Linked DNA regions of Homo sapiens: all the other regions are linked to region 1. Evidence: chromatin contacts called from ENCODE Hi-C or POLR2A ChIA-PET data. All regions are on one chromosome and are shown on one strand. Each heading gives the region's core, a stretch centred on a gene start or an enhancer-like site at or near the end of the contact. The rest is flanking DNA. Distances are from core to core; before and after follow the strand shown. Region 1 holds the start of IFT20 (intraflagellar transport 20). Region 2 holds the start of PROCA1 (protein interacting with cyclin A1). Region 3 holds the start of SUPT6H (SPT6 homolog, histone chaperone and transcription elongation factor). Region 4 holds the start of NLK (nemo like kinase). Region 5 holds the start of SPAG5-AS1 (SPAG5 antisense RNA 1).

Evidence for each region. A loop is a pair of places that touch in the nucleus more often than their neighbours do. ChIA-PET counts read pairs that join two places held with the same protein, here RNA polymerase II (POLR2A). Pooled maps may share reads with other maps.
Region 2: a loop to region 1 is called in a map of natural killer cell, with 6 times the contacts of the local background. The contact joins the promoter of PROCA1 here to the promoter of IFT20 in region 1. A Hi-C loop is called at or near these places in 3 of 168 maps with a recorded cell type or tissue (naive thymus-derived CD4-positive, alpha-beta T cell and natural killer cell), 2 of 37 single-sample maps with no recorded cell type and 16 of 50 pooled maps. POLR2A ChIA-PET finds 5 or more read pairs at or near these places in 6 of 52 experiments (CD4-positive, alpha-beta T cell, CD8-positive, alpha-beta T cell, Caco-2 and 3 more).
Region 3: a loop to region 1 is called in a map of naive thymus-derived CD4-positive, alpha-beta T cell, with 7 times the contacts of the local background. The contact joins the promoter of SUPT6H here to the promoter of IFT20 in region 1. A Hi-C loop is called at or near these places in 1 of 168 maps with a recorded cell type or tissue (naive thymus-derived CD4-positive, alpha-beta T cell), 2 of 37 single-sample maps with no recorded cell type and 10 of 50 pooled maps. POLR2A ChIA-PET finds 5 or more read pairs at or near these places in 4 of 52 experiments (HepG2, MCF 10A, activated CD4-positive, alpha-beta memory T cell and 1 more).
Region 4: a loop to region 1 is called in a map of CD8-positive, alpha-beta T cell, with 20 times the contacts of the local background. The contact joins the promoter of NLK here to the promoter of IFT20 in region 1. A Hi-C loop is called at or near these places in 24 of 168 maps with a recorded cell type or tissue (CD14-positive monocyte, CD4-positive, alpha-beta T cell, CD8-positive, alpha-beta T cell and 17 more), 15 of 37 single-sample maps with no recorded cell type and 31 of 50 pooled maps. POLR2A ChIA-PET finds 5 or more read pairs at or near these places in 18 of 52 experiments (A549, AG04450, CD4-positive, alpha-beta memory T cell and 14 more).
Region 5: a loop to region 1 is called in a map of naive thymus-derived CD4-positive, alpha-beta T cell, with 10 times the contacts of the local background. The contact joins the promoter of SPAG5-AS1 here to the promoter of IFT20 in region 1. A Hi-C loop is called at or near these places in 1 of 168 maps with a recorded cell type or tissue (naive thymus-derived CD4-positive, alpha-beta T cell) and 10 of 50 pooled maps. POLR2A ChIA-PET finds 5 or more read pairs at or near these places in 3 of 52 experiments (CD4-positive, alpha-beta T cell and activated naive CD4-positive, alpha-beta T cell).

What each region holds. Positions count from the first base shown.
Region 1 is chr17:28,333,892-28,337,014 of GRCh38, reverse strand. It overlaps IFT20 (intraflagellar transport 20), which reads left to right and starts at 1,543. Exons shown (of 5, transcript NM_001267776.2): 1 at 1,543-1,675. TNFAIP1 (TNF alpha induced protein 1) reads right to left here and starts at 1,254. Exons shown (of 7, transcript NM_021137.5): 1 at 1,159-1,254. RefSeq lists silencers at 1,112-1,161, 1,655-1,846 and an enhancer at 1,202-1,731.
Region 2 is chr17:28,710,241-28,713,363 of GRCh38, reverse strand. It overlaps PROCA1 (protein interacting with cyclin A1), which reads left to right and starts at 1,476. Exons shown (of 5, transcript NM_001366301.1): 1 at 1,476-1,794. The coding sequence starts at 1,704. RefSeq lists enhancers at 622-701, 1,260-2,035, 2,036-2,811 and a silencer at 1,742-2,241.
Region 3 is chr17:28,660,667-28,663,789 of GRCh38, reverse strand. SUPT6H (SPT6 homolog, histone chaperone and transcription elongation factor) reads right to left here and starts at 1,585. Exons shown (of 37, transcript NM_003170.5): 1 at 1,448-1,585. It overlaps SDF2 (stromal cell derived factor 2), which reads left to right and starts at 1,884. Exons shown (of 3, transcript NM_006923.4): 1 at 1,884-2,064. The coding sequence starts at 1,914. RefSeq lists enhancers at 795-1,469, 1,567-1,636, 998-2,197.
Region 4 is chr17:28,041,141-28,044,263 of GRCh38, reverse strand. It overlaps NLK (nemo like kinase), which reads right to left and starts at 1,587. Exons shown (of 11, transcript NM_016231.5): 1 at 933-1,587. The coding sequence starts at 1,390. It overlaps LOC105371709 (a long non-coding RNA gene), which reads left to right and starts at 2,544. Exons shown (of 3, transcript XR_934637.4): 1 at 2,544-2,667; 2 at 2,860-3,038. LOC102724517 (a long non-coding RNA gene) reads right to left here and starts at 926. Exons shown (of 2, transcript XR_001752820.2): 1 at 1-926. RefSeq lists silencers at 2,200-2,429, 2,450-2,679 and an enhancer at 2,847-3,123.
Region 5 is chr17:28,597,441-28,600,563 of GRCh38, reverse strand. It overlaps SPAG5-AS1 (SPAG5 antisense RNA 1), which reads right to left and starts at 1,431. Exons shown (of 3, transcript NR_040012.1): 1 at 1,318-1,431; 2 at 709-866. SPAG5 (sperm associated antigen 5) reads left to right here and starts at 1,539. Exons shown (of 24, transcript NM_006461.4): 1 at 1,539-1,668; 2 at 1,929-2,054. The coding sequence starts at 1,618. RefSeq lists enhancers at 1,029-1,108, 1,333-1,877 and a silencer at 1,319-1,628.

The sequences.
Region 1 (3,123 bases), core at 294-2,793:
GCTCATGCCTTGTAAGTGCAACCCAGAAGCAGGGCACTGGTTTCCCAAGTTTACCGCTGTGTTCCCCTAATGGTGCTCAGCACAATGCCATGCACATTTTAAGTATTTAACATACGTCAGTTTGTTAGACTGAAATTGTCCCTGAAAAGATTTAGGTAAGTCCCTGGGAAGAATGTCCAAGGAAGTGGACAGCCAGCGTGGGTGCTGTGTGAAGCAGTGAATTCCTTTGGCGGCTTGTCTGGGAGACTCTTTCATTTGCCACAGGGGTTGGGTATGGGAGGTGAGCCCTCACCAGGAGGTTGCCAATGACTAAGAAACACTAGAATGGTATGAGATCACCTTCCCTTTTCCCGCCCACCTCAAAGGAATAAATCCACCTCTCTAACAGGTATTAGCAAGTTCCCTGTGTATTTTGTGTCTAGTCCTAGTTTTCCCAGGATCAGAGAAAGCACACATACATGTTCTGCCAATGCAAAGGAGCTCAAAGGATAGGCCTGCCAAGAGAGGTCGGCGGATCCAGAGCTAATCTCTTCCTTTCCTACAAAGCAATTGCTTTGAGCCCCTGGATGACGTCAATCACATTCCGCCCAGACCAATGGGTTCCAGGAATTCTGTGGCAGGTGACGCCCCAGAAAGTAATTCCAGTGAGAATGAAGTTTCCACTGATAGCCACAGTGCTCTTCCTTCCGCACTTTGTGTGTGGATATTTGGGGATGCCCGGGGCTAAGGGCGGATCCGTGGCTCACGCAACGAAGCTAATGGGAACCCAAGCACAACAAAGGGCAAACAGCCGCGGAGGTGGAAAGAGGAGGGGTCTAAAAGGAAGAAGGACCCAGAAATCCGTCAGACACGGAGGACGGCGGGAGGAAAGCTGAGGGCTAGAGTGGCGGATCTAGCAGAAACCCTAGGTGTAAAGGTTAAGCGTCACCCAAAAAGTCCTGGGAAATGTGGCCGGTGTGGGCTCTTCTCTAGCCCGGACCACTCCTCACTACCGAGAAACCCACACCGGTTCTCACGCCCACCCTCCGTGGGAGATCGGAGCTCTCCATCTCCCCTACGCCGCCCGCGCCTTTTCCCCCAGGACCCGGCCGGGCTCGCTCTACTCCAGCAGGGGCCGTCCATCCCTTCCCCGAGGGCATCGGCGGGCCCGGCTCTCACCGTCCCCGGGGGCGCCTCTCCTCTCAGCTGGGTGGCCAGCGGACTCCGAGCCGCCCCTAGCCTGCAGCCGCCTGCCCCTCAGCAGTCCCAAGCTGTGAGCTCACATCCTGCGCTCGTCGACTCCGCCCGGAGTGCTGCCCAGCCCAGCCGGCTGGGGAGCCTGAGACTACAAGTCCCTGCATGCATAGCGCTCTATCCGGGAAAGGGTGGAGGCGGAATCCCCCGAGGGTCTTCGCGGAGAGAGCAGAGCTACTTCTGGCCGCCTTGCCGGCGCTAAGGCTTCTGGGTCTTGTAGGCCGGGCCTCCCCTCGGGCCTCTGTTTCCCAGCAGGCTCTGTGGAATGGGGGCTGTAAGTGCTTCCGGAGTCAGGAAGGTAGTGACGTCATAGGTAAACAGGCTCTGTATCCGTGGCAGCGGCCGTGGCAGGCTGGCTGGGTACCGGCTGTCGCTGACCCAGGAGAAGCTGCCTGTCTACATCAGCCTGGGCTGCAGCGCGCTGCCGCCGCGGGGCCGGCAGGTAGGCTGACCTCGGGTCGGGGGACGCGGGCGGACCAGGGGCGAGAGGAGCCTGACAGGCCCGCGTCCTGAGGAAAGGCAGTACCGGGCGGGGAGAGACGTGGGAATTCCGCCCCACTCTCAGGGGGGCGCTTTCACACCCAGCTTAGGCCTGGAGTTTGATGCGTTGATGCTTGCCACGATCTTACGAGGAAACTGCGGCTCGGATAAGTTCGGGGAGTTTACATAGTAAAGAGTCGGCTCGCAGTGCCTCGCATGCATCTGGGAGAGCCGGGGCGCAGAAAGTATGCCACCGCCTCATGCTCAGGGAGCTTAGTCCCAGCTCTTGGGCCAGGTGTTGCTCAGATGCTCAGACACGCGTGTGATGGGAGTTGGTAGATAATCTGTGAACTCTTTCCCTGCACCTCTTCTTCCATCTTACCTATCTCTTTAAGCCAGCCCTTCCAATCAGATAGGTGGGCCAAGCCAGATTCATGGGAGTCATGCCTGACTTGTTTTTCTCTTATCCCCAAACCCCCACATTCAGTCAGTCCATTGCTAAGCCCCATCACCTCGACTTACAAAACATCTCAACTCGGAACACTTGTGTTCGGCTGCCAGCCTTGGTTACTGCAATAGTCTCCTGTTTCCACGGTCATTCATTCCACAAACATTTACTGAGTGCCAGTTATGTGTGGGCACCATGCTAGGTGCTAGGGTTAGAGTGATGAACAAGAAGGTACTTGGGGCTTTGCCCTCTCTTGTTCCCTCCAATCGGTTCTCTCAGGCTGAGCAAGAGTGATCTTTCTAAGTCTGATTTTGTTGGTCTGCTGAGAACCCGCTGGCTGTCCCATTACCCTTCTGATAAAATCCAAGCTCATGACTGCGTCTTTCAGAGCCTTCGGTGATCCAGCTGTTGTCTCCCTGTCTAGCCTCATTCTGTTCCCTTCTCTTGCTCAGTCTCTGTTCTCGGAATGCATCAAATTTCCTGTTGCCTCAGGATCTTCACATACGTGTTTCCTTCTGCCTGCAATGCCTTGCTTCCCCTTTCACTTGACATACTTTTGGACAGTCTTTAGGTCTGTTTAAGTGTCATTTTTTTCAGAAGGCCTCTGTTGGCCCTCCCCTCCAAGTCCGCCCCCCATGAACTGTGTCCTCCTGCAGCACTTCACACAGCACCATGTACTTTTCCTTATAGTAATATCACGATTTGTGATTATTTCTTTACCATCTGTCCAGAGGCATTGTTTTCACTAGTCTGTCCCCAGAGCAGGGACTGAGTGGATGTTTCTGAATAAATGCATGCTCTCAGGGAAGGGGGTGGAAGTTGAAGCAGATATTTGCTCCCTCATGTTACTTCAATCTTTCTGGAGCAGCTGGTCAGATTAATGACCTGTAGCTGCGAAAGACAGATTTTTTGGTTTTTTTTTTGAGACAGGGTCTCACTCTGTTGCCCAGGCTGGAGTGCAG
Region 2 (3,123 bases), core at 227-2,726, 380 kb before region 1:
TATAAGAAAGAAAGGTGACCAAGACCCTGGCTCCCTGTTGACATCTAACCCAGAGTTCCAGAGTAGCTGGAAGCACCTCAGACATCTGGGTCAACAAAGGAGGACTTATGGCCTCGTGTCATCCTGGGAGGCTAAGGGGGTGTCCAAGTTAGAAGGCAGATTCTGGCTCCCAGTTGCCAAGTGCTCTGTCTGTTCCATTCCTGGTTCCATTCTCACCAGGATGGTTGGTTTTTCTGCACACTTCCCTTCTCCTGGCTTCCCCTCCCTCGCAGTTCCTAGACTCTCTAGAGCTACCACGGGAAGGAGGGTCTGGGCAGCAGCCCTACCCACTCCGGACTTGGGTCTGGAGGAAAGTGAAGGTGGGGATCAGGCAGAGCAATAGTAGCAGCAGCAGAGCCCCTGGATGATGGTGGAGAAAACAAGGTGTGGACCCCATCCTTTCTCCTCCTCTTCATCCTGGCTTTGGAAGCTGGTGCCAAGAGAAATGGAGGGGTGTGGTGCATGGAATGTCGTCGATATGGCCATAACTTCTTTTCACACTCTCCTGTGATTGTTTTTTCCATTTCTGTTCCCTCGCAGCACTGGGCTCCTCACCCTTGCCTTGCCTGTTAACAGATGTGTGTGAAGCCAGCACCACAGTCCAGGTGTGGTGTTTGTGCTGCACCGGGTGTGGGAGTTCTGTGTTCCGTGTGCATGTTGTATTAGTCTGTGTGTGGTGAGTATATTCTGTGTGTGTGTGATATATGCATGCGCAGAGTGTGTATGTTGTACCTGAGGGCGTGAGGGGTGTCACTGGGATGAGGTTCCTATGAATGCAGCCTGCCCTGTTCTCCAGATTGTCTATCAGGATAAGCTTACGACTCTCTATTGGGCAGTATTGTCTCTAGAATAGGGTGTCCCCTGGGGGCCAGGGGCGGGAACGCTGCGGGGTGGCGCAGGGGCTGGGAGCCGACATCAGGTCCTCAGCCCGGAGTTAGGTCTTCGGAGAGGCCTGTGGGCGGAGAAAGGGGAAGCCCGGGCTCCACCAGAGGCGGAGGGACCTCGAAGCCCGGAAGGTGGAGGGGAAATGGCGACGCCAGGACCTCCCTGGGCTCAGGGGATCCTCCCATCTCAGCCTCCCGAGTAGCTGGGACTACAAGTGCGCACCACTAAACTAGCTAATTTTTGTATTTTTTGTAGAGATGGGGTTCGCTCTCTCGCCAGCGGGCAGAGGCGGGGCTGCGGCTGGGTTCCCAAGGGTCGGTGGGGCGGGGAGCGGGACGGGAGTGTGCGGTTTAGAGAATGGCCGGGGCGGGGCTAAGAATGGGGCTGGGGGCAAGGCTCGTTGTAACACTAAGAATTGGGGCTACGATCTGGAGGCAGGGTGAAAATCTGGGGTTTGGACTGCAAGCTGGAACCAGAGATGGGTGGTGAGAGCTGGGCCTGTAAGGTTAAGGTCTGAGATAAAGAGGGGCCTGGGAGGCGCCGGAGGCCCCGGATGAAGAACGCGGCTGACGCTGAGACCCAGCTGGGAAGACTACGCAGCCTGGAGCCGGGCTGGGGAGGCCGGCGGGGGCTGCGCCAGCATGAGGCGGGGTTAGGGGCTAGGCGGGGGCGAAGCCGAGACTGGAGTTCACGGCTGGGCCGAGGGCTCGGCCGGGCTGAGGCTCAGGGTTGGACTTCACGCAAGAGTCCTGTAGAGACGAAGACCTGGGCGGAGAGCGATGTGGGTCAGGACGACGCTCACAATTGAAAGATGGACTAAGGAAAAGACCGAGCCCAAGGCCCGCTCGTGGGATGAGAGCAGATGCCGCGGTAAGAGGGGCGGGGCAGGGGCTGGGCAGAGGGCGCGGCCCGGCTCGCAGACCCCGAGCGGCGCACGCGGGAAGCCGGCAAACCGACGAGGGAGACGGGCAAACCAACGAGAGAGGCGGGGCCCAGTGCTGGGCCGGGGCGGAGCTAGGGCCGGGGCGGAGCTAGGGCCGGGGGCGGGCTCGCGTCGAGCCGCGGGCCAATGATTGAGGACTGGGGTCCTGAGGCCCTGCTGGGTCGCCCGCGGGATGGGCGGGAAGTCTGGTTCCAGCCAGAGCTGGAACGCTCGGCTATCGGACTGGGTGGCACCGGGCGCAGGCCGCTGCCCTTGAAGCGCCGGCCTTGGCTGGAGCCCGTGGACCAGCGCCCACCCGGACGCCGGGGCGGGAGCGGGCGGTTCCATCGACCCTGAGGGTGGACCAAGGAGACTGAGGGTTCCACCCGTGGCATCACAATTACCTCCGCGGCGGCGAGGCCAGAGAGGCATTTCCAAGGAGACGCGGGCGCACTGCCCCTCCCTTGCTTCCTCCTCTTCCCTCCTTCCTCTCCTAGTTTCTTCCCTCCCTTCCCGCCCTACTCCTTCCCTCCCTTCCCACCCTACTCCTTTCGGCTGCTCTGGTGCCCACCCCCAGTGCCTCGAGGTCGAGGAGAGCTCCTCGGCCCCGCAGGACGGGGAGGATTCTGTACAGATGAGCATAACTTGTGAGTTTTGAGTTAGGCCTTTGTGCGCCGATTAACGCCTCACGGGGAAAGACGCCATAAGCCTCCCACTTTCTTTCACCCTATCACCCTCCTCATTCATTGTGTGTGTTGTCAGTCACTCCTGCTGCAGGAACTCTGGACTGCTGCTGGTCAGAGGTCTCCTCCTGTCCTCTGGAACTAAAGAGCAGATTGCTTTTCTCAGCTCTGAAGAGAGTTACTAAATTCGTCTCCCCCTTTGTCCTTCCTCCCCTCGTCTCCTTCACAAACAGAGCTGATGGGTGTCCGAGCTCTGGGGGAGCTAGTGAGTGGAGAGTAAACAGGCTCTGACCCTGCATGTGTGCTTTTTTTTTTTTTTTTTTTTTTTGAGATGGAATCTCGCTCTGTCGCCCAGGCTGGAGTGCAGTGGCGCAATATCGGCTCACTGCAAACTCCACCTCCCGGGTTCAAACAATTCTCCTGCCTCAGCCTCCTGAGTAGCTGGGATTACAGGCGCGCGCCACCACGCCCAGCTATTTTTTTTATTTTTTTTTATTTTTAGTAGAGACGGGGTTTCACCATGTTGGTCAGGCTGGTCTTGAACTCCTGACCTCGTGATCCGCCCACCTCGGCCTCCCAAAGTACTGGGATTAC
Region 3 (3,123 bases), core at 336-2,835, 330 kb before region 1:
AGAGTGAATGAAAGTTGAGAAAGCTGAGTTGGTACAGGTAGAAATCTATGAATGGAAATTTAAAAAATTGGCATGGTAATTGGAGAGGGATGTGAAGGATACCAGAACATAATTTGTATGCTGATGGGAACAGTTTCAGGGAGAGACAGGATTTGGTGACTGATTTTATTGGGAAATAGTGGACAGGAAGGAAGACAAGGATTACAGGCAGGACTGATGGTAGTGCCATTTATTAAGGTCAAGAATATAGAATCAGGGCAAACGTATTTGCCTACAAAGATCATGTTTCCACCACACTAGGTAGGCTTTCAGAGGAAGAACTGTAAAATTTGACTAAGCCTCTCCAGACGGTACCACTTTCTGATGTAATTAATCTCCTGATGAAGTTAAAACCTCCTAGAGTTGCAAGGCTATGCTAATCCAATCTAGCAGCCACACAAGCCAAGTGAATAAAAATGTACTTGTACTGGTGAAAGGGACATTACTCGTAAAAAAGGGCTCTAAATTCACAGCTGATGGAAGAGCAGTTATGTTTCTGTAATCAAAACACTGAAGACTTACAAACTGGTAACTTCCAGATAAACAGTGGAACCAGACATTTTTCCGAAGAAATTAATCAAATTCAATATTGTTTACACTCCCTAATGCTCATTAATGATGTAGCTTCATACACCCTTGTTACTTTTGATATTACAGTGAATTTCCACGGAAGTATTTTCAGAGATCTTAGCCCTCTGAAATAAGTATCAGTTCTTGCAACAACCCAGGAAAATTAACTTCTCCAGCTGGTTCAAAGGAGTGCCTGAGGAGAAAGGTAGAAACTAGAAGATGGAGTTTTGACTTAATAACTAATTTTGATGTTCATGATAGGCCTCTGGCAAACGTTTGAGGAAATGAATCTATAGAGAATGGACGGGCTTTAGGACTTCTACAAGACCTTCGATCTTTAGAAAGGGATGAAGGATGCAACCATCTACAAAAAGTTCTATTTGTATTATTCAGCAATATGTAAAGAGCTGGAATTTGGCATCGCCCTCTAGCCTGATGGCCGAGCTGCTGAAAGCTCCACAGGATTCATATCCCCAGAACAAACAACTCGATCACCTGATCCTGGCTCAGAAGCCCCAGGTCCCTTCCATCCCCAATCCTTTTGCGTGGCCCAGTTTTAAAAACCTGCGGAGAGAAGGACGGGATGCCAGGAAGCCTGTTGATTCAACGTGCCACCCGATTCACGGGTTCCGGGTGTCACTGGGCTGGGAAAAGCTTTCGGACTCTGAGCAACTACAGCGCTTTCCTCCCCCTTCCCCCCATAGAGCAGGGAAGGCCAGGCTCCCCCTTCTTCCCGCATACGGCTCCCCACTGCCTCTTCCCTTACGTGACCAGGCCCTAGGAGCCCGGTTCCCCACCTGACTCCTGCGAGAAACACGCTCTCCAGTCGGAACTTTACCTGTCTGAAGCCCGCCGCTCCTCCAGTGCGCTAAGCCCCCACCGAGGAAAATGGAGTCGTCGAACCGAGACTGGGAAAAGATAGTACGGACCCACCGCACGGCCCCTCCGCCGCCACCGCCGCCGCTGCTGCGTCAACGTGCTACGTCATTTCCGGCTCCCTGTCACCGGGAGTGGGCGGGCCATTTCTTGTTCTCTCTCCCGCTCTCGGAAGCTTTCGTCTCGTGGGTGCGAAAGGTAACCGAAGCGGCTCAGGAAGGCAGCTGTCACTGAGCCCCTGGAACAGAGCGAGAGTATCGTAAGTAACCAGGCTCAGCCGGTTTCTCAGGCCGCTCTAGTCAAATAAACCATAAAGATCAGACTCGGGCTTCTTCACTTCCTTCTCTCCGTGGTTTCGCCATTAGCTTCCGGTTCCGGGGAGGGGCCGAGTTTTCTTCGAAGATTTGGGGCTCCGCGATACAGTTAGGATGGCTGTAGTACCTCTGCTGTTGTTGGGGGGTTTGTGGAGCGCTGTGGGAGCGTCCAGCCTGGGTGTCGTTACTTGCGGCTCCGTGGTGAAGCTACTCAATACGCGCCACAACGTCCGACTGCACTCACACGACGTGCGCTATGGGTCAGGTAATGCTGGGGACCGGGCTCGGGTGGGCTAGGGAGGACTCGGAGGCTCTGGAGGGGCGGGGCCTATAGAATATCTGACAGTGTGGTCTGGGAAAGTTAGGGGTTCCCTGGGAAGGTTCCTCAGGTCTAGAGAGTCGGAGAACTGAATTGTTCTAAGGCATCTTAATCGCAACACCACCTAATATTTGGTGAGCTACAGGCCAGGCACGTTACCTATGTCCTTTTTCCGATTATTAACATTGTTGTAAGGTGGACAGTATTGTTATCCTCATTTCACAGATGAGGAAACAGACGCAGAGAAATTAAATCGTTTATTCAAAGCCTTGCAGTTAGCAAATGACAAAGTCGGGGTTCTATCCAAATCTATCCAGGTTCAAAGCCTGCTTTAGAGACAAGAAAATTACAGTAAGTGCTGTGTCTGAAATTTTAAAGTTACAGTAAGTACTGTCTGTGAAACTTTAAACTCCAAGAGCTCACTCGTTGACTACAACCCTTTGTCTTCCAGCTCTTCTGCATCTTACACTTGCTCCTCAGTTTCCATCTTTGGCCCCCTTCTACCCAAACCTTAACCTCCTTCTTGTAAGAAACTTGGAGCAGTGACAGGAATTGCAGAGAAAACTGCTTTTTTTTTTTTTTTTTTTTAGCGTTTGAAATTAAAATGTTTAGTAATAAATTATTTGTGGATTCATTCAGCATAGGTCTTAATGAGTTCCTACTACATGGCTAGAATTGTACTACATACAGGAGATTCGGTGGTGATAATCAGTCAAGAAAATTACAATATAATAAAAACAGACTAAAAAAAGAAAGTCTTATCTGCCTGAAAAAAAAAGATAAAGTTAAAAAAAAAGAATGAAGGTCAGCTAGTGAGATGTGAGAGGCATCTAAGATAGCTGGTAGATTTTTGTCTTGAATGACTGATGATGCTGTTTGCTGAGGGAGGAAAGAGTTCTGTCAGGTGGGCTAGTCTGGTTCATGATTCCCAAAACCCATCTGATCAGTCAGACTAGGCAAGGACATGAGTTATCATCACTGCGATGTCTTAATAATTCTAGCACC
Region 4 (3,123 bases), core at 338-2,837, 290 kb after region 1:
TGGAATCATTAGTCCTTGGGAGAAAACCCAGTTCATTCTAGTTTTGATAGGAACAAACATATTTTATTATAAACTACTAATCTTTCTAAGGTTAGACCAAATAGACCAAAATGTTATATTTAAGAAGCCCTTAGGCTTTTACAAATATCCTAGCACTAGCAAAGGTAGGGTCATTTGTTAAAAAAGTATTATTTCCTACTACAGCAACTGACCAACAGATAACAGCAACTTAAGAGGCACTAAATGACACTAAAACATTACACTGAATGTGGGCCACTGCATAGCTAGTCTACTAACCTCATTTGTGGTACTCATGTGTGATGCTATATTTAATGCATTCTTATCAAAAGGCTACAGCTACATACTTCTCAACTGTAGCTTTATGGTTTAAAATAAACCACTCAAGCAATGATCTTAACTGGTTCAACTATGAATCCTATCTTTCTTCTGGAGATCAAGATCACAAAATAAGTGAAAAGACAGAAAGGACAGGAAAGTAGTTATGCAAAGTATATCCTAATGACAAGAGTATTATAAAGGAATTCAGTCTGGATCAGGTGCTAACACTTAATGCCACAGGGCCACTGAATCAAACACACGAGATGACCAAGGTCTTCGTAGGAATTAGTATTGCATACATTCATCTACTGATCCTGTGTTCAGTGGCTTGCTTAGGTTCTAATAGAAAAGTTTGGTAGACAGCACACTTATGTGTGTTGCTCATGAGAAGGCGCTCCACCAAAACTTGCCATGAGCCTAGACAGCCAATGCATTAGGCCTCTTTACCACATAAGTGAGGGTGGCTTCCTACAGTTGGGTTGAGAAGCTTGCTGCACCTTGGTCAACATGGAGACAACCATTAGAGATGGACTCATCCAATGACAACCAACAGAAGAAACCATGAGAGGTTGTGTTTTTCTTTGGATACTCACCAGACAACACCAAAGGCTCCATATCCAATAGGTCTATCCGGCTCAATATCCAGCTGCTGCTGTGGATGATGCGAGTGCTGATGATGGTGCGCCTTAACTGTAGCAGCTGCGGCAGCCTGTACCTGAGCTGGGGCTGCTGCAGCTGGTCCAGGAGCCTGCCCCGGTGCCGGTGATGGGAAATATGGCTGTTGTTGCCCAGGGTTTAACATGGCTGCAGCTGCAGCCGCTGCTGCGGCTGCCGCAGCTGCCGAAGAGGTGTGCTGCTGTACAGGGTGTACAGCGGCAGCCGACCCCGGATGAAGATGGTGTTGAGGGTGGTGGTGGTGGTGCAGGTGAGGAGGAGGGAGGTGTGGAAGGTGGTGGTGATGGTGGTGGTGGTGACCTGCTGCTGCTGCAGATGTACCGCCATTGTAAGCCGCCATCATTTTTGCGTTGGCTCTTGCGCCACAAAGAGACATTCAAAATAAATGCCCTTTGATTGGAAAGCAAACTGGGTCAAGCTGTCATTTGGCCATTTAAAAATGAAGAAAAACCACTCACTCCACCTCAAAAAACATAGAGCTTTATGTCTTCATCAGTCAATCCAAACAAGTTAGAGGATCTTGGTGTTTAATTTTGGGGTGAGCGTGTGTGGAAGGGTGTGGGTTGCCAAAAGGAAAAAAAAGGGAAAAAAGAAAAGAAAAAGGAAAAAAGGACCCCTTCCCCCCAGGATTCCTGCCACAAGTGGGTACTAAAACTCCATTCTTAATTTGGGGGAGGTTCCAACTTTGAATGTGGGAATAAAGGCCAAACCTCCCGACCCCCTGAACTCCACACACGAAAAGGATCAGGTAACACACCACCCTTGGAATCTTGAAAGAGGGTTGACTCATCTACCCCTTCCATTCCCACATCCTTTTCTAAACACCTACCACCTCCTCAAAAACAGGATTAAAAAAAATTCCCACCACCCTAAATGGAGAAGATGGGGGGAAATTTTCTGGGAAACCAGCTTCCAGCTTCCCCCCCCCCGAACTCTCAGGCCTTCCTACATCTCCCCCTACTCCTAGTCAGGTTGACCTGATTGGGGAGGGGGGGCGGGGGTTCCAAACTTTCCTGGGCAGAATAAGCCAGGGAAGGAGGCTGGAGTGAGGAGAGGAGGCGACAGCAGGACAGAGAGGAGAAAGAGAGCCGGGGCAAAAGTGAAGGGAAGGAGGTGCAGGGAGGAATGAAAGATGTGGGCAGCGCTCGGACGCCCAGACGGAGGGAACCGCCCCGGGAGAAGGTTAGGGTCCCGGGGCCAAAGAACAGGAGCCCCGGGAGGCGGGCGGGGTACGGTCGGAAGCGGGCTGACTCCTGCCCCCGCCGCCGGCTGCTTCTGCTGAGGAGGGTTGGGGGGGAGAGCGGGTGGGTCCCCCGCGCAACGGCCCCGCAGGGCTCAAGGCTGCTCCGTCTCCCCCCCTCCCCCCCACCCGGCTTCCGTCCCCGCGGCCGCTTTCTCCTCAGCCGCCGCGGCCGCCTTCTCCTCAGCCGCCGCCTCCTCAGCCGCCGGTTCCGCCGCGGCCGGACTCACCTCCCCTAGCAAAGCCGGATAGAGCGGAGCCAGCGTCGGACACGCGCAACCAGCCGCCGAGGCCCCGCCCCCGCCTTGCACGGACCGGCTGCCCTAGCCAATCCACGCCCACCTGTCCGCCACCGCCTCCAATCCTGGGCCAGGAGCTTCAGACAGGCGCACTGTTCGGCCAGTGGCAACAAGGTGTGGGTCTTCCGGGGAAATCCCGCCCCCGATCCGGGATGGGCAGATAGAAAGACCAATCAAAGGCAGAGTTTGGCTTGACCGACAAGGCTTAAAGCCAATTAAAAAGCAAAGATCTTTGTGACATTTTTCTTTCGCCTCTCTCCTCTTTTCTTCTTCTTCTTTTATTATTTATTTTTTTTTTTTTGGCAGGAGCAGGAAGCTGCGTGGTAATCCCGCCTGCAAAAGCTGGAAGAGAGGGGCGGAACGAAAGAACCAATCATGAGCCAGAGACAAAGAACAGAGTAACCAATCCTTGGGTTGAAAATGAAGTGGGATGGAACCTGGGCCAAATAGACACTTGAAAAAACAAATGGAAAAAAAAGGTTGATGTAAGTCCCACCCTTTAGATCTCCTATAGGACAGGATTGTGGAGAATTTGCTGTCATATCGAGACAACCTCTTCAAGGGGCGGGG
Region 5 (3,123 bases), core at 182-2,681, 260 kb before region 1:
GTCACCCAGGCTGGAGTGTAGTGGTGCCATCTCAGCTCACTGCAACCTCCGCCTCCCAGGTTCAAGAGATTCTTCCTGCCTCAGCCTCCCAAGTAGCTGGGATTACAGGCGTGTGCCACCACACCTGGCTAATTTTTGTATTTTTAGTAGAAACGGGGTTTCGCCGTGTTGGGCAGGCTGGTCTCGAACTCCTGACCTCAGGTGATCCGCCTGCCTCGGCCTCCCGAAGTGCGGGATTATAGGCGTGAGCCACCGTGCCCGGCCCAAATTTTTTTTTTGTAGACATAGGTCTCACTATATTGCCGAGGCAGGTCTCGAACTCCTGGGCTTAAAGGATCCTCCTGCCTCTGTCTCCTCCGTGCTGGGATTACAGGCATGAGCCACCGCACCTGGCGATATTTTGCATTCTTTTTTTCATACGACGTGTTTGAAATCCAGTTTGTACAGTGTTTTACATTTATAGCACATTCCCACTGGGACTAGTCACATCTGAAGTGCTCAAAAGCCACTATGGCTAGGGCTAACGTACTGGACAACACAATGCTAGAGGAGCCCGTCCCTGAGGACGCTGCAGTTTATAACATCATAGTTCCTCCTCTTTGGACTGCTGCTTTCCCCCTATGTATTAAGACTTGCAGAGTGTAAACAGGGCGCCGTGAGTGTGCAAAGCACACACACCTTCGCAAACGGCTCACTCTGAATACTGACCTTTCGGCTGTCCTACCTTCAACAGGTTTCCCGTGCATAGGAGATCCAAGACAGCAGAAGGCAGGAGCTGGCGGGACAGGGAGGAAGAGCGGCTCTGCCGTTTACTATCTGTGTGACGCTGAGCAAATTACACACGGTCTCTCTGACTCAGCTCCTTCCTGTCACAAATGGGGATATTTATAGTATTTCTCACTACGTAGGTCCTTATGCGCATTAAATGAGCTACTACACGGCATTCGGCATAGCGCCAGGCACACACTCAATGTTCAATACATGTAGGCGGTTAGCCCAGTAAACTGGTAGCCGGCCTGAGTAAGTCCCAGGAAAAGCCCAGAAACTCTGGAGACATTACAGCCCAGGTCGAGAACCACGGCCCGGGCCGTCCCGGACGCGGGCCCACCAAGCCTAGGGAAGCCGCTCGGCACCGCTTCGGCTTCTAGACTCCCTGGCCGGCTCTTTCCCGTCAAGGCTGCGGCTGGAGAGGACTGAGGGAGACCTAGGGAGAGGATTCCTCTTCTCCATCCACGGAGACAACTTGGATATGAACACCATGGATGTGAGGAGGTCCGCTGGAAGCAGGAGGGATGGACTCCTGGACTCTCCAGCTACCTGCGTGGTCCTCCCCGGTGTGAGGACAGAAGACCGGTCCTGGGCCGGGCCCGCATCCAGCCCTACCGCCGGTGTCTGAGGTGAGGGCTCCGTCAGCGGAAAACGCTCGACAACGGAGGGGCAGGCAGGGCCGGGGGCGTGGTCAACGCGGGCCCCGCCCCCCGGGCTCTACCCCCGAGCGTACGCGCGCGCCTGAAGCAGCCAACCAGGAAGCGCAGAGCAGGTTCAAACACAGACGGCGGGTGAACATGGCGTCCTCGACTTGGTCTGAGACGTGATAGGCCTGCCTTCTGGTTGAAGATGTGGCGAGTGAAAAAACTGAGCCTCAGCCTGTCGCCTTCGCCCCAGACGGTAAGCGGGAGATCTCTGGCGGAGAGAACTGGGCCGGGCTGCTGTCGCGGGGGCACCGGCCGTGTCTACTGTCCTGGAAAGTTGGGTCGAGCCCGGGGTTGGGGGCTTGTGGAGTCTTTGTTCGCCTTGCTGCTCCTGCGCGACTAGGGTGCGAGCGTACTCTTCTAATCGCATTTTGGGCTTCTTAGGGAGGGAGGAGGGGCGGGCTGGCAGAACCCAGGCTTCCTCACACTCGCCCTCTTTCTTGGTTTCTTTCTCAGGGAAAACCATCTATGAGAACTCCTCTCCGTGAACTTACCCTGCAGCCCGGTGCCCTCACCAACTCTGGAAAAAGATCCCCCGCTTGCTCCTCGCTGACCCCATCACTGTGCAAGCTGGGGCTGCAGGTGAGATTCGCCTGGACAGCTTCTCGACTGGGCTGTTTGCCCAGGGTGAGAGCTCAGGGGAACAGAGGGCCAGGGCTACAATAATTAATAACGATAATGAAGTCTTCTACGTCGGTGACATCCATTTACAGCTATTCAGGCCAACAGAGAGGTGCCCTAGGGTGGTTAAAGGAAATCCAGTGAGAACTTGAATCTCTGTTTAGCTGTTAGTTTTTATTACCTCCTCCTCCTCCCTTCGACCTTTATCAAACTATTGAGAAATCCTACCACCCTGATTAGTGCTCTTCCTCCAACATGGGGTCACTTACGGAAAGGTCAGTCACCTGCAAGATTGAGGCAATATCCATTTACTCTAGGAGGTAGTTAGAACTCTCCTGGGATCAAGTTACACCACTGGAAGGTAGGGTACTTGAATCACCTTAGTTTAAACTAGCTCCTTGCAGAATTGCCCTCACTGATTTGTACTTTTGTTAAACGTTTTGAGAGACGTAGCCATGTAGAAACTGCATTTCAGTTGCTGTCAAAACTTGTCAAGGAAGCAGCTTGACTCCTGTATAAGATTCCTCCAAGAAAGGCTTTAGGACTAACTGCCTGGAAAAATTGTCTTCCTGAAGAAATTGCTATCCTTTTCTTTCTGATAATGAGAACTATGTAGTTTACCATATTTTCCCTCTTGCTCTGCCTTCTAGAAAGCTCAAGGCCAAACTGGATCATCACATACAGCTACTGTTATAGCTGTATAGGAAGTTTTGCTTCCTCTTTTTTGACCATGACTTTGTTATTTCATTAATCGTATCTATTCATTTTCATGCATATGAATTATTTTTGGAAGGAGATGGGATATCAATAAAATAGGTATGAGGAGGAAAGAAGAGTGTATAGACAGATGACATCCTGAGTAACAGAAGTATGATGATAGCATAGCAGTCTTTCTTGAAAGAGTTGCAAAATACCTACTGTCCAATAGAACTTTCTGGGATGAGGGAAATATTTGATAATCTGTGCTGTCCAGCATGGTAACTACTAGTCACATGGTTATTGAGCACTTAAAACGTGGCTGAGGTGACTG